Regions from separate parts of the Mus musculus genome. Here regions 1 and 3 are each linked to region 2. The links are chromatin loops, found by intact Hi-C in ENCODE. Cell type or tissue: heart. All regions are shown on one strand. Each heading gives the region's core, and the rest is flanking DNA. Links, peaks and the distances in the headings are about the cores only.

The links. Hi-C counts contacts between places; a loop is a spot of excess contacts. Peaks named below come from ENCODE experiments on the same cell type or tissue, not always from the same donor. Only the 100,000 strongest peaks of a DNase experiment are listed, where the experiment ranks them.
Region 1: it touches region 2 in a loop (7-fold over the local background); 10 of 42 quality-filtered maps call a loop at or near these places.
Region 3: a loop joins it to region 2, with 6 times the contacts of the local background. A loop is called at or near these places in 6 of 42 quality-filtered maps.

What each region holds. Positions count from the first base shown.
Region 1 is chr9:76,231,554-76,242,319 of GRCm38, forward strand. Hcrtr2 (hypocretin (orexin) receptor 2) reads right to left here. Exons shown (of 8, transcript NM_198962.4): 5 at 4,616-4,836; 6 at 1,347-1,468. Among named protein-coding and RNA genes, the nearest start is that of Gfral, 23 kb to the left of the region's middle. In heart, for the core only: a CTCF peak has its summit at 5,303 (motif pointing left); no DNase peak of the experiment used is centred there; H3K4me3 peaks cover 1,653 bases; H3K27ac peaks cover 1,501 bases.
Region 2 is chr9:76,117,654-76,128,419 of GRCm38, forward strand. The region is part of intron 7 of Hmgcll1 (3-hydroxymethyl-3-methylglutaryl-Coenzyme A lyase-like 1); the gene reads left to right. Among named protein-coding and RNA genes, the nearest start is that of Gfral, 91 kb to the right of the region's middle. In heart, for the core only: a CTCF peak has its summit at 5,450 (motif pointing left); no DNase peak of the experiment used is centred there.
Region 3 is chr9:76,016,909-76,027,674 of GRCm38, forward strand. All of the region lies in intron 1 of Hmgcll1 (3-hydroxymethyl-3-methylglutaryl-Coenzyme A lyase-like 1), which reads left to right. Among named protein-coding and RNA genes, the nearest start is that of Hmgcll1, 7.3 kb to the left of the region's middle. In heart, for the core only: a CTCF peak has its summit at 6,755; DNase peaks (open chromatin) are centred at 6,703 and 7,603; H3K27ac peaks cover 630 bases.

The DNA of each region.
Region 1 (10,766 bases), core at 1,816-9,815, 110 kb after region 2:
AAATTGGTTGTGCTTTTCTTTTACCTATTATAACTTTTTAATACACGATATTATAAAAATTATATTTCTAGGCTGCCATGAGATATTTTAGGAAATGTATGTAATTTTCAAGGCTTGAAAGGAATTAAATGGATGTAAATGTTTGTTATGCATTCATGGTAGAAACATTTAAAATCCTTTTTTGGTTTTTAAATTTTTGAGACTGATAATAGAAACTTCTATTTGTAGTTATCTTTCTAGAAAGTCTATCCCTATCTGGCTGTTCTAAGTACTTAAACAAATCAAGCAAACCAAAAGGGACAATATGAAATTGGAAGACACTCACTGTTTATTAAATATATAACAAAAAATTAAAAACAAATAAAAATATATGTATAAAATGACTGTATTGTTAGAAATGAAAGTAAGAAACAAGCATTTTGGACTAAAACTGTACAAAGATGTGGCTAATCACAGCACAATTCTGATACGGCTACTTGTTGGTTTTCTAAGTGCTGGTGGATGGCCCTCCCTCATAACTTACAGATAACTTTATAAATAAAATAAACATAAAATTAGTAGGGGTACATTTGCCAGATTATGAGGAGAATTTGGGGGAAGAAATGGGCTAGATGAGATCATATCTCATAGTATTTTCTTGTGTGTGTGTTTTTCAACATAAGTTTAACGTAAGGCATGCAAGATACCCATTTTTCCCTTTAACATTTATTCTAAGTTTTCCAAGGAAAAAGATTAGATCATTTTCTCTGACAAGCTAGGTGCCATGTATTCACTTTCTTTCTTTCTTCTTTTTTTTTAACAAATTTTTATTAGATATTTTCTTCATTTACATTTCAAATGCTATCCCGAAAGTCCCCAACACCCTCCCCCAACCCTGCTCCCCAACCCACCCACTCCTGCTTCCTGGCCCTGGCATTCCCCTGTACTGGGGCATAGAATCTTTGCAAGACTAAGGGCCTCTCCTCCCAATGATGGCTGACTAGGCCATCTTCTGCTACCTATGCAGCTAGAGACATGAGCTCTGGGGGTACTGGTTAGTTCATATTGTTGTTCCACCTATAGGGTTGCAGACCCCTTCAGCTCCTTGGGTACTTTCTCTAGCTCCTCCACTGGGGGCCCTGTGTTCCATCCAATAGCTGACTGTGAGCATCCACTTCTGTATTTGCCAGGCACTGACATAGCCTCACAAGAGACAGCTATAAGTCGTTCTACACAAATCTACTCAAGGGCAATCACAGCTCAAACAGAAATGAAGCCCTCTATCTACTTTAGAATTGCCTCGGGGCATCTGCTCTAGAAACTCCACCCTTCAGTAGAGGCTCAACAAAGAAACATTGAAAACTCACCACTAAGAAAATTATAAATAATTGGGTTTGCAGCACTGTTGGCATATACAAGCCAATGAGAAAAAGTGAACCAAGCATAGACAGTCTCTCTGTCTTCCGTGTGTGTGAACATCCCAAATACTCTGTAGGAAAAGAAACAGAAACAGAAAATCAAGAGTCTTAAATAATTGAATCCTAAGGAGTACAAACATCATAGAAATAGCCTGACTCTGTCCTCTGTAAAGGTACTGACAACATAGCCTCTTGGGAATGGTCTCCTGTACCCATCAGAACCCCCAGCTCAGAAAAAGTCTCCATGTCTTGCAACCAGGAAATGCAAATCTCTTGTCAAGAAGAGACAAGCTGGATATTTATTTCCCTTCTGTTATCTTGTTTCTGAGTGTGCTTGAGTAACTTTCTGTTGGTATACCACCATGTGCATGCATGTTTTTATTTGTTTGTTTGTTTTAAGCATGTGGGTGATATGCCTACATGTCTGGGTACCACTTGTGTAAAAGCCAGGTACCTACAGAGGTAAGAAGTTCTTTAACTGGAGTTGTAGATGGTGGTGAGCTTCCAAGTGGATGCTGAGAACTGAACTGTGGCCACTTCCTGTAGTCAGGCAAGACTCTCAGTGGAGAAGTAACAACCTACCCAGGAAACCTTTGATCCAAAATGTGTCCTGCCTACAAGAAGTGCAGGGACAAAGGTAGAACAGAGACAGAGGGAATGGTCAACCAATGACTGCCCTAAATTGAGATCCATCTCATGGGCAAGCTCCAATCCCTGACAGTGTTAATGATACTTTCTTATGCTTGCAGACAGGAACCTAGCAAACTTGTCCTTTCAGAGGCTTCACCCAACAGTCAATAGAAAGAAATGCAGAGACTCACACTCAAACATTTAATGGAGCTCGAGGTCTTACAGAAACATTGGGAGAAGGGTTGAGGGACCAGAAGAGGACAGGGACTCCACAGGAAGACCAACAGAGTCAAGTAACCTGGACCTTTGGGGGTTCTCAGAGACTGAAAAAGTGAGCACAGGCTGAACTGAGTTCCCCTGTAAATGTAGCAGAAGAGCAGCTAGGTCTCCATGAGGGTCCCCAACAAGTGTAGCAGGGGCTGTCTCTGAGTCTGTTGCCTGCCTGCATGTGGATCCTGCCCTTAAATGGACAGCCTTGTCTGGCCTCAGTGGAAGAGGATGTGCCTAGTCCCGAAGCAACTTGATGTGTATGTGTGTGTGTGTGTGTGTGTGTGTGTGTGTGTGTGTGTGTGTTAGTGGTGGTGGGAGGACTCTCAGAGGGGGGATTCCCCTTCTCAGGAAGAAGGTGGAATGGTGGAGTGGGGGAGGGGATCCTGGAAGGAAAGAAAGGGCTGATATTGGGTTGTAAAGGGAATAAATAAATACTTTTTAAAATTCCTTTGAGGAAGTTAGTTTTAACCAACAAGGCTATACATTCTATAGCTTACATGTCAAGAAAATAAAAAGGTAGGACTTTACATTGTATGAGCAATAAATGAAAGCAAGATTTATATTCAAGGCAAGATTAAATTTAAATACATATCTTTTTAAAAAACTGTATTCAGTAAAAACATTTTCAAAGTTATTTTAAAATGTGTGTGTGTAAAAACACACAGATTGCTCAAAAACTTTTTTAAAAAAGTTTTAAATTATACTTAGATTTCTTTCCCACCCTGGAAAAGGAAGCTATTTAATTCAGAATAATAAGATGGATATTATTGACAAGAGGGCATCTGGAAATAACTAGAGGGAGAGGTGCAAGCGCAGAGGTATAAGAAATTCAAATATGCATCCCACAGAGTGCTAAATCCATTTTCAAAATATTTGATCTGGATTGGTAAAGAAACAAGGGGAGAAGGAAAGAGGAGGGGGAGGGGGAGGTAGAGGAGGAGGAAGGGGAGGGAGAAGAAGGCTAAGGGGAGGGAGAGGAGAGGGAAGAAGAGGACAGGGAAAGGGGGAGGGGAAAGGAGGGATGAATCTATTCATTATCATTCATGATTATGATGCCCTTTTTTCATTTATTTATTTACTTATTTGTTCACTTTACATCTGGATGGCATCCTCCCCCCAGTCCCACCTTTACAAGCCCCTACCCTCCCACTACCCCCTCATATTCTCTGAGGAGGAACCTTGGGCACTGCCCTGACCCTGACCCCGACCCCGCCCCTCGCCATGGAAGTTGCCTGCCACTGGATTCCCTTCTGCTAGCAGGACTGCCTGGTTTATGGTGTTCTTAATAGTGTGTGTGTGTGTGTGTGGGGGGGGGGGAATGGGGTGGCCGGGCTAGCTAGCGGGGATGGGGTGGGGGAGGGGGCTAACTAGCAATGCATTTAATACATTTGTGTATGATTTCTGCGAGGAAGAAATCGAGAGGGAACCTTGGCAGGAGCAGAGGGTAGATTGTTTTGTGAATTGAGTTTTCGAAACCCTTAAAACATACAAGGCTATATTCTTTCTGAACAAATGTTCATTTTCTACTTTGTCATTGAGGAAACCTTTAAAGAATGGAAAAACAAAGGCCAAAGAGGAGAGGTCTTCGCAGCTGGTTTATACCACTTTTTGTCTGACTCTGGCCAAACTTATCTGTCTCTCCAGCTGTGAGGAATATGATATTGACTCTGACTTTGGGAAAAGAGACATGAGCAATTTCAGGTTAAATTTGAAGCCTCTTATAAACAGAATTAAGGCTGCCTTGGGCGCAGTGGGTGTATGTATAACAGCTTTGATGTTTCCTGAGAAAGCTGGCTACTCATGTCCTGCACTGGACCTGCGACTCAGCATCCGCTGTTCGTGTCACTGGTCAAAATCATTTCGGCTTCGGAGTTTTGTCGATGTACCTGTGCTCACTGGAAATATAGGATTGTTGAAATATTTGAGAACAAATTTTTTATAAAACTCATTTACTCACTTCCGAAGTAATTTAGAAGTTCAATGGACTTTTATTTACTTACGAAATTAGTTATTGAAACAATTTTTATTAAAATATTTTCTCATCTAAGCCTTAGCAGTCAACAACAGGGGATTAGGAAAACGACCATTTTATCTGCCACTCAACTGAGAATCTTCATCCACTGAAAGAGTGTATTTCCTGTCTGTGCTAGAAGGCTGGTCTTGCCCTAAGTGCGCAAAGAACTCCATCAGCTCAAGCAACCGAGTTGATTGGCCAGACAAAGTCCCTAGGGAGAGGAGGGTCTGTCTGTTTAGAAAGAAAAGAGTTCTTAATTAAAATGCCAAGCTGCTTCACTTTTAAATAAACGCACGGGTTTTACCTCTTTAGCACATTGAGGATGCTGATTGGTAGATAGCAAATTGCAAAGACCAGAAGTACAACCATGAGCATCCGGGCTGTTTTCCTTCGTGCTCGGATCTGCTTTATCTCAGCAGCAACAGCGCTAATCCGAGCCTTGCTCTGCTGTCCGGACCCCCGGGGCTGAGAAACCGGCTGCTGCTGCTTCCATTTTCTCTGAACCACAGAAGAAGTTCCGGGAATCTGAAAGGAGATGGAATCCCTCATTGGTACTTATCAAAGTTCTACAAAGAAGATGTAACCACAAGAGTGAGAAGCAGAAGTTTGGAGTTTGAAATTTTCGTCTCTCCAAGCACTGGCTAGGCGGAGTATGTTCTTATCACACATTTCGTCAAACACCAAATAGTTATATGCCTGGGGAAAAAGTTAAAAGTAAGCTTATATTGTTCTTGTGTTAAAACACGATAATCTTGTCAAGGTCTGAAGAGAACAACAAGAATACATTCCCTTATTAAACAGAGAAGGGACATATAGAGAAAAGAACGCTAAGAAAATTCAGATTATAAGATTTCATTATAAGTTCTAAATTCAGAAGTCTCCTAAATTTAAACACTCATCAGATAACAGGACTGCCTGCCCTCCCCACACACACCGAAAAACAAAAAACTTAAATGACATTTTGATGCATCGATACTGCCACCTGCTGTCGAGTAGAGACACGGCACCTAACCAGCTACTGAGTTTTATGAGGTTTTCTGTCTCCTGTTGAGACAAAGCAATTCCATGTGTAGAAGGAACAAAAACTATTCTTCGTGATTTAATGTTCGCACTTACAAAATTGCCTGAAACTAATTTTGCAATTTTCCCTTCTTGAAAGTGCACGAACACACCGAGAATCCTTCCAGGTCTTACACTAATGTCTTAAATAGCCACTATTTGTAGCAATTACATTACACAACGTGCGTTTCCTTTGATTTTTCTGTTGGTTGATAATAGCAGAAAGTTCTGCCAAGTATAATATTTTCTTAATTACAATCTCATGAATTGATAGATCTTAGCAAAATATTAAAATGCAGCTTATTCATTTTTTTTTAAAGATGTGCCAGTAAGTCCACCGCGGGGACAGCTTGATTGTGTTACAGTTACTCAGCGGCTACTTTTATCTCTGCACCGCACACAGTACAGAGCAGCGCGTTCCCGTGGCCTCTCAGAATGAAGGCTACCTTGAACCCGTGGCTGTTTACACTATGAGATCAAAGTCTATTAGAGAATCTTTCATTTGAAAATGGAGCTTTGCTTTGATGTCCAAACAGATGAGTCTCATTACATGAGACCCCACTTGACCATCTTCTCTCAGTTCAGGAGATCAATCACGCAGATGAAAACCGGCCGTGAGACAGAAACTTCTCAGAAATGGGCAGGGCCACCTCGAGAAACCACTGGCTGAGGAGATAAAGAGTCACAAATGCTCCCATTTTGATGATTCTATTTTAAAATTTTCTAAAAAGATTTTTCAATTTTTATTTTGTGTGTATGAGTGTTTTGATCTCTTGTGTATCTGTGTGTCACATGTATACCTGGTGCCTGCACAGGTCGGATAAAGGAAATGGATTCCCTGGGACTGAAGTTGGATGGTTGTGAGCGGTTACACTTAATTGCTGAGGATCTCTTCAGTATTGTGGCTCTCTTTTTTAAAAAAATAGTTTTAGAAAGAATTGTTTTAGATGTAGCACTAGATCTTAGAAAGTTCCAGAATAATTCTATCACAAAAGCTGGTAAGTATCCATAATGGTCTTGAAGTGGAGTCTAAGTAGAACCATAAAGATCATTCTATTTTTAATGTTCCCGTGAAGGGAGAGCCAACATTCTGCCCAGTGACGACTTCTTCAAGTATCAAAAACATTCCCATGAAGAGAAAGTGGCGCAGGGGGCAGAGTTGTGGCCCTTGCGATGAAAAGAAAGGGACCTGTGCTGGTGTTATTCTCAGATAACAACAACCTGTAGGCAAAAGAAGCTTAGTCCTGCCTTCCATTCTTCACTGATAAGCTGTGCAGAGAAGCCGAGCAGCCCAAAGGGGACAGCAGAAAATTCATCAGGAGCCATTACATCAACTGACATGCAAGAATTGCACATAGCCTCAAGTCAAGTTCAGTGTGTCCTTAAAGGTAAATTGGAAATTTCATTTTATAGATTTGACTGAGAAGATTCTAAGTAGAAGAGAGCAAAATACTTCAGACCATGTATTTAATTTGTATAGAACTTCAAAACACATCTTATTTTTTAATTGTGAAAGGATTTCTCTTGCAAATTTACATACAAGAGAATAAGTCTTTTGTGTGCATTTTATATGCATGCACGTGTACAGTTTTATATGCACGTGTGTGTGTGTGCAGTTTTGTTTGTGTACATATGTGTGCACAAGCCTTGGAGGTCAGAAGACAATGTAGTCTGGCATTCCTCAGTTGATAGATATCTTACTCTTTAAGTAGGCCAGCTGGTCTACCTAGTTAGCCTTAGGGATCTTCCTGGTTTCCCTTCTCCAGCACTGAGGTTACAACTATGTGCCATGATACCCAGATTTTTTTTTTTTTTGCATGATTTTGGAATGTTAAACTCTTGTCTTCATGCTTACAAGGCAAGACATTTGTAGGCTGAGCTATCACCCTAGGCCCCTGGGTTTTGAATGCATGCCTTATAACATAAAAGTACTAATAATGATTTAAAAGAGCCAGAAAAGACACATCCCAATTGTTTGTCTTTATGGAAGGTCTTTCGCCAATATGACACCGAGAGAAATTTTCTACCTAACTGTAGAAAGCAAATCACAGCAATACATGTTCACTGTGTTTTAAATGAACTGTGTAAACTATCTTTGATATTTAAAAAAATACTGCAATACTACATACTGAAATGTGAACAATAATTATTAGTCCAAAGTACCATGCAAATGATGAATACTGAAAAAGAAATGAAATAAGATGCCAGCCACATAGAAGAGAGGCATTTCATGTTTCTGGATTGGCAGAGTTAATTTAGTGAAAATGGCTATACTAATAAAAGTAATTTGCATATTCACTAAAATCCCCATCAAAATTCCAGTGACATTCCTTAGATATCTAAAAAAAACGTAATCAAATGTAAACAAGTGACCATGAATAGACAAAAAAAAAACAAAAAAACAAAAAACAAAAAAAAAAACCCTCTAAACAGAAAGAATACTGTTGAAGATAGCTTAGTACCCAACCCTAGACTGCTATAGAAAAATAGTGAAAAAGACAGCATGGTATTGGCACATAAACAGACATGTACACCAATAAAACAGGATAAAGAGCCCATTAATAAATGCACAACAATGGCTACCTAAATCTGAAAAGGATATCAAGAGCATACATTGCAAAATGGCAGGCTAGTCAAGAAATGGCGTTGACAAAGCGATATTTACATGCAGAAGAATGAGCATCAACTGAGATCCACATCTTCATCCTTATACAAAAGTCAATACAAACTGTTCACAGAGGAAGATGTAATTATATTCTCTGTCTCTGTCTCTCTCTCTCTCGTGTGTGTGTGTGTGTGTGTGTGTGTGTGTGTGTGTGTGTGTGTGTGTGTGCTGTGAGTGCACATGCCAACAGAGGCTGAAGGTGTTAGGTCTTTCTGGAGCTGGAGTTACAGACAGTTGTGAGCTCCTTGAAATAGGTGCTTGGGTCTTCTCTAAGAATCCAGCATGTTTGTAACAACTGGTCCACCACATGACCTTAATTTAAAACTGAGATTTTTGAGCAAAACACAAGGAATATACTTGAAGTTAAGGGCATAAGCACAAACTTTCTTAACAGAATTCCCACAACCCAGACTAGTCCTATTCATCAAGAAGTGGATTTTGTGAAATTTAAAAGTCTCTATGCAGCAAGGAAAATTATCAGCAGAGCAAACAGATATACCATAGATTAGGAAGAAAGTCTTTGCCAGCTCATACAGGGCGAGGGTGTTGATATATAGAATAAATAAAGCACTATAAAATTTAAATATCCAAACCACAGAACGGCTAGTGGATAAATTGGCTAATGAAGCAAGCAGTCAGTTCTCAAAGGAAACACAAATGTCCAATAAATGTTTTCAGAACAGTTTAACATTCTCAGCTATCAGACAAATATAAATTAAAACCATTCTAAGATTCTATCTCACCCCTATCAGAATGATTACTGTTTTAGTTAGGCTTTCTATTGCTGTGATGAAGTATTATGACAAAAAACACCCCAAAACAAACAAACAAACAAACAACAAAAAAAGCAAAAACCCTAACCACTTGAGGAGGTAAGTCCCCATGAGGACCCTAGTCCATAATGGGGGAGGGGGGGAGTTAGGGTAAGAACTGGAGGCAGGCACTGAGGCAAGAATGGAAGCAGGGGCTAGGAGGTGTGCTGCTTGGTTTGCTTCCCATGGCTTGCTCAATCTGCTTTCTCATGGCACACAGTGCCTCCTGCCCAGTATGTCATACTCATGATGAGCAGAGTCCTCTCATATCAGTTGTCGATCAGGAAAATGCTGTGATTTTTTTTTAAACATGGAGATTAAGCCCAAGTTCACATGTTTGTAAAGCAAGCAGTTTACCATGTGTGCCATCTCTCCAGAGTCACAGAGTTCTTACTGTGAAAAAGTTTCTTTGCTCCCTAAAATCTAATTAACACTATCTACCACAATGATCGTCCATTGTAACCCCATGAAGGTGACTTCCTGACTACTGGAATTGATCTTTCAGTGACTACAGGACACACACATGGATAACTCATAGACTGTGTTTATTTCTCCATTAGTATTTTATTATTATTTTTTATTGTTTTCTACTATACCATCTAAATTTTATTGTGTCTTTCATTAGATACTTTTGAAAAAAAGTTTTTTCTTAGTGGTTACAATGAACAGCTTAATCTAAACAATGATTAATGCTAGTCAAATTTTAATCTGTATAAATATATATAGTGTTTCAACATCACTCCATGCCCCCTTCATCTTTCCTTTAAGTTACATATTTGGAAGTTGAATTCTTGGTTTTATTTTACACAGTTATATTTCAGTCTGGATACAATTAGAAAAGAATTACAAACAAAAATATCTTTATGGAAAATTCTTTTTGCAAGACAGGGTCTCACTATACAGCTTTGGTTAGTCTGGAACTCTCTCTGTAGATCAGGTTGGCTTTGAACTCAGAGATCTGACTGCCTCTGCTCCCTAGGTGTTGGGATTAAAGGCGTGTGCATCACCACTGCCTGGCAGTAAGGCACTACTTTCACTTGTGCTTTTGATTTCCTTGTGGGACTTGAAGCAGTCTTCCTGCATCTCCTCTTCCTCTATGACCTTCTGTCCATTTTTCTCACACTAGACTAATTGTGATCACTTAATATCACGGCATCAATTCTAACTTCTCTAAAACTGTGGTGAACAGAAAGTAAATGGGCCCACGGACACGGTCATAGGATGGAAAACCTTTCAGTCTGTGGAAAGTTCACATCCTGTCTGACTTCAGAGTATATTGCTGCTTACTCCTAATGCCTCACATAGTATGAGGCACATAAGTGCTTACTAATATTTCTGGAATGCATTAACAAAAGTTTATGTGGGAAGCCGCAAACGCCATTACAAGATGGCGCTGGCTACCACTGGCCACCACCCATGATTATGGGTAAACAACCAATGTGCACATGTGCATAAGAGTCTGGCCCGACGCATATTAATGAGGTACTGGTAGCATAACCAATCAGGTATGGACACGTCACTCCTAGGCCTATATAAGCAGCACCATTTCTGGCCTCAGGGTCTTTCACCTATGCAGTCAATGCTCTCCCAATAAACGTGTGCAGAAGGATCCTATTGTGGCATCGTTCTTGCTGGCGAGTCGGGCGCTCACAAGTTTACATAATAACTAAGATCTGTTATTGGATTCTCAGTACTGGATTGAACACTGAAGTATGCACAAGTTGCCAGGCAGGTCAGGCTTAAGAAGTTTCTAAATGAGAGGATCTTGAGAGACTAGTCTGTAAGTCTCATAGTCAGTCAATTCTTTGAATCATATCATTAAGGAAAGGGAAGTTTAAGTTGCTAATTCGAGCAAGACTATTGGTACTTTTTAAGTGATAACTGAAGTTCTTAACAAAGTCAGACAAGGGCACACACTT
Region 2 (10,766 bases), core at 1,674-9,673:
GGCAAACAGTCATGAGGGCTTGCCAAGGTCACAGTTATAAGACGGTAACTATAATTAAAGAAGGGCATTATAGCCTGATATAGCTGTCTTCTGAGAGGCTCTGCCAGTGCCTGCCAAATACAGAAGTAGATGCTCATAGCCATTCATTGGATGGAGCACAGGGTCCCCAATGAAGGAGCTAGAGAAAGTACCCAAGGAGCTGAAGGGATTTGCAGCCCCATAGGAGAAACAACAATATGAACTAACCAGTACGCCCAGAGCTCCCTGGGACTAAACCACCAACCAAAGAAAACACATGGTGGGACTTGTGGCTCTAGCTGCATATGTAGCAGAGGATGGCCTAGTTGTTCATCAGTGGGAGGAGAGGCCCTTGGTCCTGTGAAGGTTCTATGCCCCAGTATAGGGGAATGCCAGGGCCAGGAAGCAGGAGTGGGTGGGTTGGGGAGAGGGGAGAGGGAAGGTGATAGAGGATTTTCAGAGGGGAAACTAGGAAAGGGGATAATATTTGAAATGTAAATAAAGAAAATATCTAATAATAATAATAATAATAATAATAATAATAATAATAATAAATAAGGGCATTATAGCAAGAGGCAACCACAAAATAACTTAGAAGTCAAAATGTTAAGTTACCATTCTAGACAATACATAATCATAAAAATAGTCAATTAACAAAAGAGCGACCATAAAAAAGGAAGAGACAAAGAATGTAGAACATAGAAAGGAATGAGCCAAAGGCAGACTGTAGCTAGGACCTCAGTAACTGTGTTCTAATTGGATATCCTTATATCATACTACAGATCAAGCCAGATAATGGCTCAAACAGTATTTTGCTTTACCTACTTTTATGCCGTTTGCTTATTTCTGTGCACACATGATCCTTTAGGAACCCCCGTGTCTTCTTGCTCATGGCTCTCCATTTCTGAAGGCACCCGTGTCATCCCATTTGATTATTTGAAAAGAAAAAGCGCCACAGTTTCTGAAAACACCTGTTTGAGAAACGACACACATTGAGTTGCATGTACACCATTGCTTACACAGTCTCACAGTCTCAAGCACAGTAGGGCTGCTGTGTAGCTGGGCTCTGAAGGGAGAGGAAACGGTTTTGGCGAAAGCTACAATGATTGGGTGTCTAAACTTTTTTATGCATTAACTTTCCTTTGGGGATATGAAATGATGCACATTTTTGGTGTTCACAAAGGAAGATGCTGACTTTCTATCACAGAGCACAGAAATCCTCAAGCTAGAACTTAAGACTATTTTTGACTCTTAAATGAGCAAGTCAGGAAGTAGAATTTTCTAACATCTCCATGTTGACATATGAGAGGTTTATTATTATTATTATTATTATTATTATTATTATTATATAGAATAGAATTTATTCATGGCATGGGGAGGGGAGTCAAGAGGGTAGTAGAGACAGAGAAAGGCAGAGAGAGAGAGTAGAAGAGTAGAAGCTAGCTATGAGGGCATGGAGAGGGTGGGGAAGAGGTAAGGGGACAGAGCAGGAGCAATAAGGCAAGAGACTAAGAGGGCAAGAGACCAAGTGAGATGTTTTTATGTCAGGTCTGTCTCTTGCTTCTGAAGTGTGCACTAGCAGCCAGAACTTTAGTTATCGCTTAGGAATTAGTAATATGAAACCTCAGGTATATATATACCTTATCTTTATTAACTGAAACCATGCATATATGAAAATCCTTGTGTTTACAGGACATTGGTCTAGTCATTTCCTATTAACATACTAGAAAACCATGGATGGTGGATGAGGAATGAAGAGAGTCAGTCAAGAAGAAAAGCAGGCGCTGCTTCTTCAGTGGGGGAACAGGCATATGAAGGGAGCTGGACGTGACTAAAGTATGTTATGTACATGTGTGAAGTGCTGCAGTCAGGCTCACTGTAGTGTCCACTTGATATACACAAATTTAAAAAGAAAATAGGCAACACTAAAAGAGATAATAAGCAGAACTGAATTCAGTAAGTAAAAGGCTGAGGTAGATCAAAATAACTCTGTGGTTATTGTACTGTCAGAAGAAGGAAATTATGAAAAAAGCAAACATTGCCCTAAGTACCTATAATATGTAATTATTATAGAGAAAATACAGCTATATACTAGTTATTATTATTATATTTATAACATATTAAAATGTATAGTATTAAATATGTTGATATATAAACAATATATGTAATATATGTGTAATGTATATTAATATTATAATATATATTTATTACTAGTTGCTATTATTATAGTCTGGAAATGCAATACATACCAGAGTATCTTATTATTTTACCTTTTATTTACTTAAAAATCAAAACCACTAAATATTCTTTGAAAGTATTAATTGTGTCATACTAGTCTCTAGTAATAAATTATTAACTGTTTTCTCCTTGTTGTGCACTTAAAACAGGAACTGATATCTACTCTTACAAGAATTAGTACAAAGAATGTCCAACCTTGAGCACAACTATGTCAACGTTTTAAGAGATTTTCTTGGGCTATCCTCCTAAAAATACAAGAAATGGGGCACGTGGGTTTTTCCTGGAATGTCTCGATGATGTTGCTAAGAAGGGAGTCTCCCAAGGAAAGGGGCCTTTCTCACCTGTCAGCACTCTATTCTCAGCTCACACCACATCCCAGAGAGATGTTTCAGGTCAGAGAAGGATGGGTGTGAAGGGGTTTGGCAGGGCCTGTCCCTTAGTTTATGATGACTGTGAACCAGTTCTATTAGCCCCAGTGTACAACTAGCCCTTCCTTTCTCTGTCTCATTCTAACCATGTGAAGTGGCACATACCGGTTGCCCTCCAGACCCTCACTTTGCTCATCCATCAAATGGGCATGCGTTATTAGCCACTTCACATGGCACTCTGGCACTTTTTCCATTGTAAAGTGTACAATCCCTGTGAAAAGTAAGCTTTAATAAGTATTTCTTAATATCTTTGATATTTTCTCAGCCTTACAGAAATGGTCAGCTTCCTTGTATATATATTTCATATATTAATATGAAATTTAATTTTTATATATTAATATCTTTAATTTAATTCCAATATGACTATTATATTTTAATATGAGTAGTGAAAGTATGATATAACCTATTTGTAGAACACAAGTGGAAAGATTAAGAAATTCTATTTCAAAATTCAATGTCTGTTATATGAAAGTTTTAGTGATGACCATATTCATTCCTAAATGTAGATACATACATGCATGCATGTACACAGAATGGCTGATACCCTAGTATTGAGAAGTATATCAGTTGGTCAAAACATTGAGAATTATTTATGTGTCCCAGTTGTTTACCTTCTATGGTTGTCATGGTATGACATCATCTTCACTATATAGTTGCATGGCAAATGTGAGTTCTCTGTCTGGGGTACCCTAGTTCAACATGGTGTAATGATTTAAATTGTTGAAAAGCATTACTTGGTAAGATCTGGGCTTATTGAAAAGGATGCTGTGATCCATTAGTGATATCTGGATTAGTAAAGAGAAATGATTATACTGGTGACTGCAGTTATGCATGAGAGAGAACACTGGCTATGATGAACAAAATGAAGAGCCAAATTACCAGAAAATGGCAATGGTCTTTTTTATTAATATATTTTAAGTGCACGTGTGCGTGTGTGTGTGTGTGTGTGTGTGTGTGTGTGTGTGTTGCATCTTAGCCTCCTGAGACCAGAAAAGGGTATCAGAGCTGCTTGGGCTGGAGTTACAGGCAGCTGTGAGCCAGCCAACATGGGTGCTGGGATGCAAACGCATGTACTCAGGAAGAGGAACTTCACCACTAAGCCATCTCTCCTTGTCCAGTGAGTACAGTTATGTGATTTTATCCTGTATGAACACTTAGCCCTGGGTAATATTAATCCAAAGCGAATAATTTCCAAAGGCAGGGGGAAATAGAGAAGGTAGAAAGAGAGAGGCTGACCATGGCCACATGGAGAGGGGTTCCCCCTTCTATGTCAATATTTTCTGAGATCAGAGGGAGAGAGAGAAGGAGGGCTAGAGAAGAGAGTAAAAAAGGTGAGAGCTTAAAGGGGAATAATTTTCAATATTAGAAATAGTATTTTAAATCTAACATTGTGTAGATTTTAAAAGGATGCTATTTTTTAGAGAACAAAAGAATAGATTTTTTTTTCAAAAAATTTACATTGCCAAAATGTTTGAGTCTTTAATAACTTCAATACCTAAAAGCTTAGACTATATGGGATGTGTTGGAAACAGAATGGGACGCTTTTAGATTTGTTTGTTATACTTCCATTATGTAAACACACATATATTTTGGGGGGATTATTTCTAAGCACCACTTATGGATAAACTTTTCTTTAATTAGTATGTCTGTATAGTTAATTAGTATGTCTGCATGGTTTGAGCATCTGGTATTTTGTAAAACTTAGCATGCCTCAGAATTTACCTACTGTTCTAGTAAAGAAGCAATGTGCTTATGATATATCTTGTCCCATTTATTACTTTCCAGAAAGGGCTATGAATGTCCATTTTACACAGATCTGCAGAGCTCAAGTGAGGCCACAGGGTTTGTTGATTAGTAAGGGAAAGATTGGAAGGGGGATAGTCACAGTGCTCCAGCTGAAGATTTTTGTTTAGTTTGCTTTGCTTTATTCGTGTTTCGGGCCCTGGGAAAATTGCTTCTCTTTGGATTCCGGTAGGTTACCCTTACCACACAGGACACAGGATTTAATATATTTTATTTCTAACTTAAAGTTCCATGGGAGTTTATGTCTAGTTTTGGTTATGTCATAGTTTTGGTTAATAAATATTTCAAGTCAGAGGAAGAAGTAAAGAATATGTTAGCCTTGGCCTTATACATTCTGCAGCCTCATTAGTCTTACATTTATTTTGAACCTAAGAAGGTTGTTTATTTGATGGATTGTATTACATATTAGCTATCCACTCTGACTGGGACCCAGTGGCTTGTAAACACAAGACATGAACTTGGGGGATTCCTTTTTTTTAAAATTTTTTTATTAGGTATTTATTTCATTTACATTTCCAATGCTATCCCAAAAGTACCCCACATGCTCCCCCACCCACTCCCCCCTCCCACTCCCACTTTTTGGCCCTGACGTTCCCCTGTACTGGGGCATATAAAGTTTGCACGACCAATGGGCCTCTCTTTCCACTGATGGCCAACTAGGCCATCTTCTGATACATATGCAGCTAAAGACACGAGCTCCGGGGGTACTGGTTAGTTCATATTGTTGTTCCACATATAGGGTTGCAGATCCCTTTAGCTCCTTGGTTACTTTCTCTAGCTCCTCCTTTGGGGGCCCTGTGATCCATCCAATAGCTGACTGTGAGCATCCACTTCTGTGTTTGCCAGGCCCCAGCATAGCCTCACAAGAGACAGCTCTATCTGGGTCCTTTCAGCAAAACCTTGCTAGTGTATGCAATGGTGTCGAACTTGGGGGATTCTGATGTTACACTGCCACCACGTGGCTGTTCATCTCAAGATGGACATTGCTTCTGAGATGTAAAAATAAGTACTTTGTTTTTATTATGGTATCACAATAGTTTGGCATGTACTACACACAAACAAATACACACACACACACACACACACAAACACACACACACACACACACACACACACACACACACACACACACACACACACACACACAGCCTTGTACATATACAGCCATCAAGAACCTGTCCTAAGCGAAGCTTTGTGTTTAGTGAGAGACAGGACAGTATCCTAATGCTGCTCATCTTCCTGAAGTAAAGATAAGTGGTCTGTGCATCAACTACACATAATGATACACCAAGTTCAGTCATAAATTCTAAACATATTCCCCCTATATGTGATAAATCATCAGTAGAGCAAATAATGCTGTTTTTCTTAGTTTGTTCTATATTTGTCTATGTGTTTGGTATACATACAATTAGACATTTCTGCAGTAAATTTGGAGCAGTCAAAGAATGTAGTATTTGTTGTTTATAGTCTTAAACATATATATATGTTTTTGAGATATCTATCTATCTATCTATCTATCTATCTATCTATCTATCTATCTATCTATATGAATATATATGAGGTATTATGTAGTGTTTCAAAATGTCTCTATATGTTGTGAGTTTTATTTGTTTTCTTTTACTTTTTGCTGTAAGTCATTCTACGTAGTTTAGAAAGCCCTGAGCTCCACAGCTCACCAGCTGTACTGCCCCCTGCCCCAGTACTTACTGTACTTACAGACAGGTGCCTCCACCCATGGGCTAGCACTGTGCAGCCTTTACATTGCAATAGGTATATCTGTCTTCTCAAACACTCATCATTTTAAACTTAAAAATCCCTCTCTGTCTTTTTAATGTATGCCATTTACCATCATTATCTGTAATCACATACTTTGAAATAGTTCTCATTCCTGTTTAATTGAAGCCTACTGCCATTGATCAAAGCCGCCCCACCCCCCACTCTCCCCACTCTACTGTCCTGTCCTATGAAATTCACTTTTGTGTATGCTGCATATACATATGATCTGGAGGTGTTTTTCTTCCTGTGTTTTTTTTTTCCTTCTTCTTCATTTGTTGTAAAGATCTACAGTTCCATCTGTGTTTTTGCAAATGACACAATGCCATTTTATTTCTGATAAATAGCATTCCATTGTATATAGGTACTACTTTTTTAATCCACTCTTCAGAGATGGATTTTTTCTTTGTTTCTCCCTTTTGGCTATTGTAAGAGAGTATAATTTAGTACCAGCACAGCTTTACGGTATCACTTGTCTTGTTGCTGAATGGAAATACCTGGCACAAGCAACAGAAGAGAAGGTTTATCTTGGCACACATCACGGTAAGACAAACATGGCCATCGGCAGCCAGGATAGCTGATCACATCGTGTTCAAAGTCAGGGAGGAAAGCCATGGAAGATCAGTGTGCTTCCTCCTTTTTAATTCAGTTCAGGACAGCAGCCTATGGACTGTTGCCACCCATGGTGGGTTTTCCCACCCCATAAACTTAATCAGCATAATCTTTCAAAGGCATGGCCACTGTGTTACTCTACATTTTTACCAAGTTGACCATAGAGATTAGTTGTCACAACTGCCCATTGAAAGCTTTTTATTTAGACAGAACATATAATTGAGAATAATTTTTATTAGATATTTTCTTTATTTACATTTCAAATGTTACCCCCTTTCCTAGTTTCCCCTCCAAAATCCCCCTATCGTCTCCCCTCTCCCTCTGCTCCCCAACCCACCCACTCCTGCTTCCTGGCCCAGGCATTCCTTATACTGGGGCATAGAACCTTCAAAGGACCAAGGACCTCTCCTCCCACTGATGACCTACTAGGCCTTCCTCTGCTACATATGCAGCTAGAGCCACGAGTTCCTCCGTGTGTTTTCTTTGATTGGTGGTTTAGTCCCTGGGAGCTCTGGAGTTACTGGTTAGTTCATATTGTTGTTCCTCTTAGGGGGCTGCAAACTCCTTAGCTCCTTGGGTACTTTCTCTAGCTCCTTTATTGGGGACCCTGTGCTCCATCTAATGGATGACTGTGAACATCCACTTCTGTATGAGTCAGGCACTTGGCAGAGCCTTTCAGGAGACAGCTAAATCAGGCTCCTGTCAGCAAGCTCTTATTGACATCTGCAATAGTGTCTGGGTTTGGTGATTGTTTATGGGGTGGATCCCCAGGTGGGGCAGTTTCTAGATGATCATTCCTTCAGTCTCTGCTCTGAACTTTGTTTCTGTAGCTCCTTCCATGGGTATTTTGTTCCCCCTTCTAAGAAGGATCAAAGTATCCACACTTTTGCCTTCCTTCTTGAGTTTCATGTGTTTTGCAAATTGTATCTTGGTTATTCTGAGCTTCTGGGCTAATATCCACTATCAGTGAGTGCTTATCATGTGAGTTCTTTTGTGAGTGGGTTGCTTCACTTAGGAGAATTATTTGGGCAGTACATATAATTGAGAATTAAGAACTTTTAAAAGACATTAAATAGATTCCAAAGTCATATTACTTTTCTTAAAAAAGATTTTAAAATTTATTATAGATTTGTTCATTTATTTATGCATAAACATGTGCCATGTGAGTTTCTGTGTACCATGTCTGTGCGGGTGCTGTCTTGGAAGTCCTAGAGCTAAAGTCACAACCTGTGAGCCACCTGCCTTGGGTGTTAGCAACTAAATCTGGGTCCTCTGAAAGAGCAAGGAGCTTCCTATATACTGTGCTGTTTCTCCAGCCCCCCTCAATTTTATTGTTTTATTTACATTTATGTGTATGTGACCGTGTCTGTATGCCACATGCTGCAGAAGCTGCAGAAGCAAACCTCTGATCTCCTGGAGCTGCAGTGACAGGTAGTCATGAGTTGCTCAATGTGGGTTTCTTGGCACCCAACTTGGGTCTTTTGGAAGAACAAGAAGCACATTTAACCCCTGCGCCATCTGTCCAACCCTAGCTACATTTATTTATGGGGAGCAATTCTTCTCTCATGGCACACATGTGAGGGTCAGAGAACAAAGTTTTGGATTTTTTTTTTTTTCTATCTACCATGTGGGACCAGGATTCAAAATCAGGGTTGTGGCAAATGCCTTTACCAGATGAGCCATCTCAGTGGCCTCAAATATTTGAGGGATTTTGTTTTGTCCTGACTTGATTTTTGAGACAACGTCTCACTATGTAGCCTTGCTAGCATGAAACTTGCTACATAGACCAATTTGGCTTAAAATTCCCAGAGTTCCACCTGCTTTCAGAGTGCTAGGATGAAATATGTGTGCCAGTATGCCCAGCATGGAATCTAATAATATATTTCTCTTCACAGATAACATAAAGAATGAACTCTGTTTAAAACTGCTTACTTAAACTCTGGATCCACTTTGTGGTTAAAGCTTCCTTCGAGCTGTGTCCAGAGCCAATCTGATTACTAGAGAAGAGGCAAGCAACTGTCTCCAGTTCACCTTTTACCCAGATTATGTCTGTCTTTCCTGGAACATTTTCTGGGTCATTCTTGTACTCTTAGACTCCTAAGATACAAGTCTGTACAAAATAATGTTACCTGGAAAATTCAGGGGTTTTGTTTAATATCATCCCCATGTATTTATTAATATCCTACCCTGACTAACCAGTTTGCACAAAGCTGGTTTGTTTTCTGTTTCTTTATCTGCACTGAGCACCGTGAGTCACTGAAAATAAGAAAACAGGATTAAAGTGAAAGATATTTTATGTGGGCTGCGAATGTAGTTCCCTTGCTAGAGTGACCTACTTACGTGTCAGAATTTCTGAGTTCAGTTTTCAGCATCACATGAAAATCAGGCAATAGAATCTGAAGTTTAAGGCCACATGTAATTACAAGTTCAAAGCAGCCTGGCTTCATGAAACTCTGAAATAAAAATTATGAATAACCATATTATGTATGCTTACCAATATTGTTAGCATGTTGATATATATATATCATTAAGATATATACATGATACCACATTAAGAAGGTGGTATCATGACTCTGTATAGTGCATATCATTTCAAAACCAACTTCATTCCCCTAATTAAGTTTCTGTAGCATTTATCATTCAATTTTATAGACACAATTTAAATTACTTACTATGTGACATTTTAATTGTTTTATAAATTTCCTTCTTAAAAACGTGGTAAAGTTTCCATAGATGTTTGCATGTATTTATTTGATTTTAATCATCTAATTATCTACACATGATGTGTTAAATATTTCAAGACAGGATGCCCTTGATAAAGAATCTCTTGGTTCCTGTCTCTGGTTATGGCAGGTGGGAGAGCTGGCCCCAGGCCATAAGAACTGGAGTGCTGGCCTTGACCCTCATTGGCTGTAGCACTCAGGAGAGTGAGCCCTGTATCTCAACTAGACAGCACAGTAGAGCTGTCCCTGGCAGCATAGGTGCAGGTGAGCTAGCCCCAAGGAAGTGAGAGCAGGAGAGCTGCCCTGCCTATTGGCAGCTGTGGCATTAGGTGGCATTAGTTAGGGCGGCGCTGGAGGGCTCTGCATGGTGATGCAATTGCAAGTAAGGTGGCAGGTTGTTCAACTGAGTTACTTTCCAGGCCCAGATCCAGGGCTTTGGGTTGGGCCTCCCCAACATCTACCCCATCTGTGATCTGCTAAAGAGTGTGGAAGGGCCAGTCCTGCAGATTCAAAGCTGCAGGAACTCCATGACATAGGGCAACAACAAGCTATCCCAAAAGAATCCCATGAAGATCCAGTATAGATATAGTATCGAAACCAAAGGCCTCAAAACAGACCAATGACCCATTGCAATGAACATTTGCAAGTATAGATGTATGGACAAAAGTTTATACTGTGTGACACACTGTGACACACTACTATGACTTTTTTATTCTATCATATTTTATTTTATTTATGGGGAGAGGTCACAAGGTAGACAGTGGTTATGAAAAGATTGGGGGGGTGAGTGGAATTGTGGTGCATAATGAGAAATTCACAAAGAATCAATAAAAAGTTAAGAAAAAGAAAGTTTAGGATACTGGATATTGATATAGTTGTTCATCATAAAATTTCAATTTAAATTCCCACTAGTGGGAATATTTGTTGGCTTTTCATTCCTAAAATTTATGTATTTATTTACTCACTTATTTAAGAGTGTGTGTGTGTATGTGTATGTGTGTGTTATCGCTCTCTAGGGAGAGCCTTGTAGAATATCTCCTGAGAGTGAGTCATCCACAGGCTAGTCGGATGCTGCCTTATGCCCATCATGCTAGTTGGATGCTACCATCCACCAACATACTAGTTGGATGCTGCCTTACACCCATCATACTAGATACTTTAGCTTTTTCAC
Region 3 (10,766 bases), core at 1,790-9,789, 100 kb before region 2:
CTGAGACACTTCCATTTGCCCCTCAGTTATGTCTTACAAAGCATGTACTTGGTCCAGGTCTCTTTTTCCTGTGTCCTTGCTGAGCTCAGTGGCTTCTGTCTGTCTGGATCATCATGCCTGTCTGTCCTATGGCTTATCTCCTCTCACCCTCCTGGCTATTGTTTATATCCCAGTTCTTGGTTTTATATCCTCTTCTCACTTCTGAGCTTTTGTCTATACTTGGATATCTTAACAGAAAGTGATACTCCACATTTCCAACTTGCATCCATGTTCTCTCTCTCTCTCTCTGCTGGCTATTTTTCTGTGGAAAATCATCCCTGGTCTGCACAGAGAAGTCCTCCCACGTACTTAATTTTAATACATTCTGGAAGTCATGTAAGGGGAGGAACACTCAATGTAGAAAATGTGTCCCCTAGATGGGCCTGATATGTTGTTTATGATTGATATGGAGTGGTTCAGCTTACTGTAAGGCAGAGCTATCCCTGAGCAGAAGATAGGTGGTCCTAGGTGCTACAAGAAAGTAGTCTGAGCAAGCCATGAAAGTCAAGCCAGGAGGTAGCCATCTTCATTATCTCTGCATTTGTTCCTGCCTTGGTCTCTACCCTGACTTCCTTCAGTAGTGAACTATGATATGGAAGTATAAGGTATAAGTCCTTTCCTCCTCGGGCTGAGCTGATTTTGGTCATGGCGTTTTATCATGATAATCAAAACACTTAGTAATACACTTCCCACATGTGGGTTCTCTCCAAGATTTCCGGTTGCAATCTCTTCACAACTCACCCCACAAGCTCCAAACAGAGGGCTCCGTTCTGTTACTTTCAAAGCATTACAGGGTCCTGGAATTTCATTCTTTAAATCCTTTCAAGTGTATTTATTTCCCAAGTTCATCAGCACTACCCTTTTAAATTAGCTTTATGTGGCCTCTGTATGAGGCAACTGTGCCTTTCTCTTGTTAATTTCTGTTTTCCCCCTTCAGCCCTCTGTATACACAGTTGAGAGGTTCTGTATTTCAAGTAAAGTCATCCATTAACCCTGTTTCACAACCATCTGTGAATTCCATTATTTCTAGAAATAGATAAACAGAACTACGAACCCCCAGTAGTCCTTCATTCATCTCATTTTAAACTATTCACTTTTATTCTTGCCCTTTTTTCCCCCACAGAGGCCCTCTTTGAGGTCTCTACAAACCATGTTCCCTCTGATTTTCTCATCCATCTTAGAGGATATTTCTCCATTAATTAGCTTTTATTCCATCTTCAGTGTTCAATTTGAATGTCACTTTCTCACCAACTCCTTCTGAGATTACCATACAGTGAACTACTGTATGTAATATGGATTATCTATTTATTTGATGCTTATTTGGCATATAACTCTCAGTCATATGTTAACCCCAACAAGACCAGGAAACAACCCATCAGTGGATTTACCTCACTCAACAAAAATGCCTGATTAGTTCTGATGTTTTGTATGTACTTGCTAAACAAATAAATGACTGCTCACCTTTGCAGAGGACAAGCCAAGCATCACATAGTTGGAAAACAGTCTTAAAACAGCGATTAGCACATTATAGTATATAATACATAGTTTCTGAGAATGAGTGCCTTAGTACCAGCATCCACTGGCTGTTGTTACTGTTGGAATCATCTTTTTATTACATGGTCCCAGGCAGGGTTTGCTGGTCAAGGAAACATGCAAACGAAATTTGAATGCTGTAAATAAACCACAGGGAACTTTACAACTTATGTGTTGTAGAGTTTGGAGGATAAGATGACATATAGGGCCAGGAGATGTGTTAGGAGCTAATGTGGTTGCAGTTGGGATTGATAGAAACTTCTTTACATGAAAGGATGCCATTCTAAATAATAACAGGCTAGAAAACAAGTTAAGTTTCTCCTTTCTCTATTTATTTGTACCTGATATATCACAGCATCCTGTACATCTTACTGAGTGACTTTATGCTTAGACTAGCCTGTCTCCTTTATGAAATTTCACTGTATGTATGAAATTTAAAATATCTTGATGAGCTAGAAGGAGTCTCTTAAATCAATTAATCAGACTAGTGAAATTTAGTGCTAACCTAACCTAACTCTGATTTTAAACTCTATATATGCTATTTTTGCTTAAACTTAGTGAAAGGGTAATGCAAGTTTTATACATTTTATTGGTGACCGTGTAGCTTTAGAATGCTTCCTAAGGAACTTGAGAGGACTGGAGATGAATTTTTAGAAAAAGAAACACCCTCACTGCTTTTTATTTATTTTGTGTGTTACTTGTTAACTTGTTCCCTTTCCTTCCTTTTTTTTTTTTTTTTTTTTTTTTTGGGTTGTATTTTTAATTTCCCCACTGAATTAACATGTCAATTATATTCTGTTTGTATTATGTTCCCAGTTGTTAACTATGTCAACATCTAACCTTGACTTGCTAAAATATAAATATGATTGGTGTTATAACTTATTAAAAGTGAAGCTGCAACACTTTACTGCTGTCCTTTGTCTTTTGGTACTTGTGGTTGTATGCATTTTTCTCCACATGGGATAGTTATAAAATATATTTACTCACAGTCAATGCATATTTATGCATATTTGCTCCCTTTCCCTCATCCGCCACTGATTTATTCATTTCCAGTCTTGTGGTGGAGACTTCTTTTCTTCCACCCGGAAGTGTATGCACTTCAGTCTCCTCTTCATTGAAAATCTACTGGTCTGAAGGCTAGTAAGATGACTTAGTGGGCAAAGGCAAGCAAGCCCTGATGATTTCAGTTGAGTCCTGTGACCCACCTGGTATAAGGAGAGAATCAATTTCCTTTTACCTCTACACACACACACACACACACACACACACAGAGAGAGTCCACAGACACTAAATAAATGAACAAATAAATACATATGTATATATAAATGAACAAACAAATAAATAAATATAATTTTAAGAAAACTTAAAGAGAGAACAACAGTCTGGTGGCTCAAGTACTGGGAAGGCTGAGAAGGATGCAACTTAGTGAGACAATGGGAAACACAGTGAAATAATAATCTCACAAAGTGTTAAAGAAGGGTTGAGAATAGAAAATGATTAGAGTGATAGTCTAGCATACACACGTCTCCATTTGCTTGTTTTTTTTTTTTAATAGATCAGGTGATTATTGCTTCTTTAAGCATGTGTGTGTATATTAATGCAATAGCTACACGTGAATATTAATATGAACACACCACATAAATAATTTTAGTAAAAAAGTAAATAAATAATTTAAATACATAACAGCGCTGCAAAATGTGAATTTCTCAGCAGTTACAAGGGAAAGCACTTAACACACAATATTAGCCATTTGTTTTTTTTCTTGTCCAACAGTAAAGTATCTTTCACACTCTTTTTGACTGTCAATCACATCCACTGAGACTATTTCTATTTGTCTAGTTAGTGGTGTGTAGCAATTCTGTATTTTTATGCTTTCCTTTCCATGTTTAGTATGTATATTTCCTTCTTATACTCTTTTGCCCATTTCCTTCTTCAACTTTGTCTAACTTGGGATCAGTCTAATTTGTTGTATTCTATAATTTTAGGTTTCACAATTCTTATGGGTGCCTATATGTGTATGCGTGCATAGTGTGAATGTGTGTGTTTAAAGTATTCGAGTGTGTGTATACCCACGCTCATGCTTATGTGTGTGCAAGTGTTTGGAGACTAAAGGAGAACATCGAATGTTGTTCTTAGTCTTTCTCTACCTTACACATTGAGGCAGGAATTCCTACTTAAACCTAAAGCATACCAATTTCTGCTAGTTTTTCTAGTTAGCTTCCTTTAGAACTGTCCTCTGTCTCTGCCTCCTGAGCATAAGGATCACAAGTGAGCCTCCTTCGCCACTTAGCATTTATGTTGGTGCTGGGACTCTGACTCTAGTCCTTATGCTTGGGCAGTATGATGGTTAGCTTCAATTATCACCTTGCCATAGCTTAGAATTACCAGGAAAGAGAGTCTTAATGAGGGACTTCTTACATTGGGTTGGCCTGTATGCAAGTGGGCTATTGTCTTAAATAAATAATTGATATAAAAGACCCAGCTTGCTGTGGGCAGCACCATTCTTAGAAAGGATACCCTGGATCGCAGAAGTGGAGAAATGCATCTAAGCCCAAGGAAGCAAGTAGCCCGAATGCATTTGCTTACCTCTGCAGTTGACTATGGATGTGCTATGGATTTGCCACAGTGGATTCTCTGCTATGATGAACTATTACTTGGAGCTGTAAGCTGAAAGTGACCGTTTTCTCCTCTTAAATGACATTTTTTTCCAGGATATTTTATCAGTGGAACATGAATGTGACTGGGAGGTGTAAGCCCCTAACCAATGATTCATCACCTTAGTCTCCATTTCATAAATCTTTAAAGGGAATTAAGATGGCTTTACACTATCTGGATCAACAGGTTGTAGTCAAAAGGTCTGCAAGTCTCTTCTTGGTTTCCTCTGAAGCCAAGGTTTGGTATCTATCTATCTATCTATCTATCTATCTATCTATCTATCTATCTATCTATCTATCTTCTATCTATCTATCTATCTATCTATCTATCTATCTATTTATCTGTCTACATCTTGATGGTTGCTTTTCTCTGGAAAAATATAATAAACAGCCCCCTGTGTTTCGATAAGTGATAAATAGTTTTTCCCTTTCTCATGTAAAGAAATGTGATGATCTTTAGACAGCTACTTAAAGGGAAAAAAAAAATCCCCCGGAAAGCTGCAGTATGTTAACTGTAGCTTTTAGAATTTCAGATTAAAATATCTCTTTGCAATTTTTAAAGCTAGTTTTTGGGTTTGTCCATTATCTTACTGTGAATATTTATATTGCAGATACTTATGGGTAGCTCTGAGTTCCATATTGATAATCTCAATATGCATATATGTACTCAATTTGTTTATTTGCCCTCCTGGTATGAGTACTATATTTCATCTGTGCATTAGGCTCAGTAAGAAGAAATTACACATATAGTTGAGTCTGTATATTATTACTCCTTTTCTAAAGGGATTGGTCTTTTAGGCAATGATACCTTAAGCTAATCAGGTTCTTCATTGACACAATGCTTGGTTTACTCTGTTGGTCTACTTTTGCCCTTTATCTTCACGCATACGTCATGCATTTTGTAGCCTTTTACACGCTGGCAACTACTACAACTATTATTAGTCTCATCTCTTTATTGAGCCCTGATCTCAAAGTTCTGGTTATATATGTTGTTTTGATAAAATCTGTAGACTAAAATTGTTAAATGAATATATAAAAATAAACATATCAAACATTTTTATTTTCTTTATGATGAAAACCTTTTAAATAATTTTTATAGTTTTGTAAAATAGACATTTTGTTGTTATTTATATTCATCCCAATGTGCAGCCCCACACCAGAATTTCAAATTATACAACCAATGTATTGCTCATTGATCAACTTTTAAAACATATTTCTACTTTGAAATTTCCACTCTTGATATATTCTAGTTCTGTTTCTTTCTGTCTGTCTTTGTGTGTCTGTCTATCTATCTGTCTCTCTCATCACACTACTGGCTGCTTCTTTTTGATATATGTGTATGATTTTTACTCTTTTCACATATATGTGTTATGCTAGCAGATGTTTCTACTTTTATATTCTGTGTTTGTCTGTTATTTTGGTATAAATATCTCTTAAAACCCAGTTCTTGATTACTCAGTATCTTTAGGTGAATTTAGTTTTGATAGTGCTTAAATTGACCATTAGAGAGACTATTTCCAGCCATCTGTATCATCTTCACCACTCCAAAATTCTCTAATGGCATTTGTGTACTTTACTACTTTGTATTTAAATAAATGTTGTTGTGTCTCCAATAAAGAATTTGCTTACTTTAAAAGTTGCTTCATCTTTTTAATGCTGACAGATTGAACTATCATCTCCTAAAAAAAATGGATTATGGTTTTCAATTAAAAAACTTGAGCATTTCATATGAGTACTATATTATTTCTAGCCTTCCTTCTTCACTGAAAACTCCTGTATTTCCAAAACCCTCTAAACTTTATGACATCCTCCTCTTTAATTAGTGCTGCATATATATCTGTGTATGTACATCTATGTAAATAAAATCGACTGAGTACATTTAATGTTGCTCATGTGTATATGTGTTTATAGCTGACCAGTTAGGATAGAACAACCTATCAGGTGTCTTGAGGCTTTGATGTTCCTCATTCATATTGCCATGGCATATCAACTGGTATTGCCACAGCAATGGATTTATTTAGGGGACTATATTTTTGGGATAACGTGGGTACAGAATCCCTGTCATATTTAGAAGGCACTATATTATAACAGACATCCTGACCCTCTGGCTCTTAAACTCTTTCTGCCCCCTCTTGAGATGTTTCCTGAGTCATAGGTGTAAGGGTTGTGTTGACAGGAGATGGACAACCCATAGTCAGTAGCCTCTGTATTTTGATTAGTTGTTGATATCTGAAATTGTCTCTGACTGCAGAAGGGTGCTTCTTTGATGAAAGCTAGAATCAGGGTAGTAGGATGCAGGTGGTATGAGAAGGAAATGGGAAAAACAGACCACACCACACACTTCAAATACAAAACTTGCAGAAACTGAGCTGGATCTGGCCTCAAAGCCCCACCCCTGAGGACTGGCTCTCAGTTTCTGTGGGTGCTGTGTATGCAGGCTGCCAAGGGAGAAAAGCAATCAATAGTCCTATTCAACTGTGAAACCTGTGAACCGAAACAACGAACGACAGTTCAGCAAGCTATCCCCAAGAGTGCAGTAGTGACCCATCTTAGGGATAGCCAACAGCTGTCTAATTGGACTCAGTAGGGAGGAATTCATCTCTGCTCTAAACCTCCCCAGCCTACCAGTTGCTAGTGAGGTCATGGATCAAAGAGAAGAGCCTACTGGTGCCACTTTCCGAAACTAGTATAATTTCTGAATGTGTTCTAAATACACTCATCCGTAAACCCACAGGAACAAGTTTCTCCATTCTTACACTGTGACTTTTCAAATAGCTTTAGGTCAAATCTGGTCACAATTTGATTCCTGAATGTGCATGACTCACATCTACATGCTGAGACAAGAGTAGACACCCTGGGCTGTGTTTTAGTTTCTATCCTATTAGGAAATCTGTTTCTTGGTGTTTTATATATATATAAAAATGTGTAATAATTCTGTATTTTCCTCATCCTCTTTAATCAAATCATATTATTTTGTATGGGCTTCCTGTTTCAAGCACTTTTTATAGCTACCACTGTTGGATGTTAAGTACATCCCAGGTGCTTCCTGGTTGCTTATTTAATCATCTCACTAGTCTGTTTTGTAGATTTCAAAGGCATGGCACACAATGGTTAAATAAGTTGCTCATAGCCAGCAGCTAGTGAAGAGCAGAGTTAGGTTGGGAACGCAGGAAGTTCTACCTCCAGAACATTCAGTTTGCAGGCGTGTTTCCACTATAGCCATGAGAGGACTCACTTGAAGAGTTTATTGAGTCTTCTGGAAGCTCTGACTCAGCAGCCCTTGCGGTTGGCTCCCAGCTGTCTTTGTTTTCCCTTCACCCCATCTTGGTAAGCTCTGTGCTGGCTGCTGCTGCTGCAGCCACCAGCTACCAACTGTGCTCCTATCAAGGTTCCTTTCCTGTGTTCTTCCTGAGCTCTTGGCTCCTGCTCATGAGAGAGTGCAGGCTGGGGAAAGACTACTGTGAATTTTGACTTCCTTTCTGCCCTCCCTGAGGTTGAGAGTAGAATTCAGTCTGGAATAGAACTGCATTGCATAAAAAAGGAAAAACAACTGAGTTTCCAATAAATTTCCTGTTCCCTTCAATCTTCAATACTTTCTGTCCTTGGATTTCTGTTGGCTCCTGGATTCCTTGCTCTCTCTGATTCCAGCTGGCTTTTACATCCTTCCTTCCCCCTATGCTGTGATTTTTTTTTTTTTTTCTCAGCTTCAAGCTCCTCCAAGTTTTCTGGCTTTATGGTTATTCACTCTGTGTTGTAACTTTCTCTGACCCTTTCTTCTCTTTCTCCATGGTACACACTTCCCTTTTAGTTTTATTTCTTTTTATTTTTTTCTTTTCTACTCAACCAGGAGGCCAGACTTCACAGGCACAGAAACGTCATGGGTCACTTGCAGGTGACCTGTGGTTTTTTGAGAGGCAAAATCAAATCGCCTATTTGGATCATTTTAACTGGATTCCAAATTTGAAAGTTTTTGGCCAGCCTGGTTAAAATCCTAAGAACAAAAGCAGCTTTTAGAATTCTGGTTTCCTTCTAGTAGTCTGGCAATTGTTAATCTATGTAGGAGAGGCAAATAGTCCTTTACAGCTGCCTTGCTGAGAAAATTTTATCCCTGGAAATATTCTATTTGATTGCACTACACTTAAACATGTAGGTATAAAAGAATGCCTTTATACACATTTGTCTTCTAACTGTCCTTGGCATCAAATTGCCTTCTGTGCTCAGGATGATTTGTTCTGGGGACCCTTGGTGGTGGACAATCACGTGGAAATAGCATGATGTGCTTGTTCAAGATGTTTCTATTTTTCCATGTTTCTGTTTTTCGTAATCCTTCAGCTGGCAGGAAATTGTAGTTAAGGCACCAGACACTTGCCATCTTTCCATCTGAGCGCTCTTCCTTTTCCCAAATAATCAGAATTCAGCCCAAAATTAATACTCAAGAGTTTTTAATTTCTTCTGTTGGTTCGAACCCTTTTTATAACTCATTTGGATGCTATTTACTTATGTAAATATTAATTAGTGAATCTTGTCCTCAAAACATTTATTCTAAAATAAAACTATGTAAAAAAAAAAAACAATTCTACATAGAGACTTTTAAAATTACCCAGGCCTATGAAGGCTTGCATTTTAATTTATTCACAAATCATAATTTGTGTTAATGTCAAAAAATTAGATACAATCAATAGAGAAATAAATTTAAAAGGCCTGTGTGTAGCTCAGTGGTAGGCTCCTTTTGTAGTATATGAAAGCTCTGATTTTAATGCACTGTATTAAAAAAAAAAACCCCTTAAAAGCTGTTCTGTCATTTCTCCATAGTCATAGAGGGGTTGGATTTGGTTCTTTTTACATTTTCCTTTTAAATTTAAAGTCTCTTTATTAAAATATACTTTGATCATATTCTTTCCTCTTCCCAAACTCCTCCAAGATCTTCTCACTTCATCCAATTCCATATTTCTCCCTCCCTCCTCCTTGCTACCCCCAACTCACGAGTCAATCAAACCAACAAATAAACAACAATAACAACAATGAAGAAGAGGAAGGAGGAGGAGGAGGAGGAGGAGGAGGAGGAGAAACAAACAAACAAACAAGGAAGAAAGACAGACAGACAGACAAAGAATCTGTTTTATTTTGTCAATAACTCCTGGGCCTGCCCTGGAGTTTGGTGATATACCCAGTGACCCTCCTTTGTAGAATACTGATTTTCTCCTCCTCAGCAGGCATCAATTGCAAATAGCTTCTTGGGTAGAACTTTATGTCCCTTCTTAGTTCTCAGACTCTGTCTGGCGTGAACCCGTGCAGGTCTTGTGCTTGCTGTCACAGTCTCTATGAGTTCATAAATACTCTATGAGTCCTGCATTCCCAGAAGATGGTGTTTCCTTGGAGCTATCCATCAACTCTGGCTCTTACAATCTTTCTGTCCCCTCTTCCACTTGGATCCCTGAGCCTTGCAGGCAGGCACAAGTTTGATTAAGACATCCAATTTAGGACTGAGTATTCCAAAGTTTCTCACTTCCTGCACACTGTAAAGTTGTGGGTCTCTGTGTTAATTACAATCCATTGTAAGGAGAAGCTTCTCTGATGAAGGCTGTACAATGCCCTGATCTATGCATATAGAGTATGCCATTAGGAGCCATTTTATTTTTATATTTCAGCAGAATAATAGTAATAATAGTAATTTCCCCTAGGCCCCTAACATCTCTATCTCAAGTTCTTGGCCATTTTTGTAGTGTCAGAAATGTGTTTTATCCCTTGCAGTGGGCGTTACAACTAAGCAGAAAATGGTTGGTTTCTTCTGTATAATTTCTGCCACTATTATACAAATATATCTTGCCAGCAAGTCATATGTGACTTTCAGTCCAAAATACCCATAGAGGTAATGTAGCAAGAGAATGTAATATGCTGGGAACTGAACATGGGTCTTCTGCAAGAGCAGCCAGGTCTCCTAGTGGATTTCTCTAGTTCTCCAAGGTTAAACTTTCATTCTGTATTGCTCTGTTCCTTTAAAAATCTAGCTTCTCTATTCTGCTTTTTATTTAAGTCATTTTCCATTTTTTCTTGCAATTGAAGTTTTTATCAATTACTTAATTTTAATTATGTGTACATGTGTCTGTGTGGTGGCATGTGCATGTAAGTGCAGGTACCAGTTGAGCTATAGGCAAGGGTCTCTGATTCCCTGGAGCTGGGATTATATATGGCTGTGAGCTGCCTCTTGTGGGTGCTGGGAAACAAACTCAGATCTTTTGTAGAGAAACAAGTGTTTTAAATTGCTAAGCCATCTCTCCATCTTCTGCGATTACAGTAAAAAACATAGATCCATAAACTTGTTCTAATTAGGTACACGAGAGTATCAGGTCTTATGGAAGTGGATAGATTTGAGGGTCAAATAAAATTTGAATAGGTAATAATGCATTCTGGACAGAGTAAGATGTTGTGCAGAGTTGATGGAATGAAATATTAAGTGTTATTTCTTTTGTAGAATATATTTTAATTAAAATATAATTTCTTCATTTTCCCATTCCCTTGCTCCTATCTGACCGTTTCCAT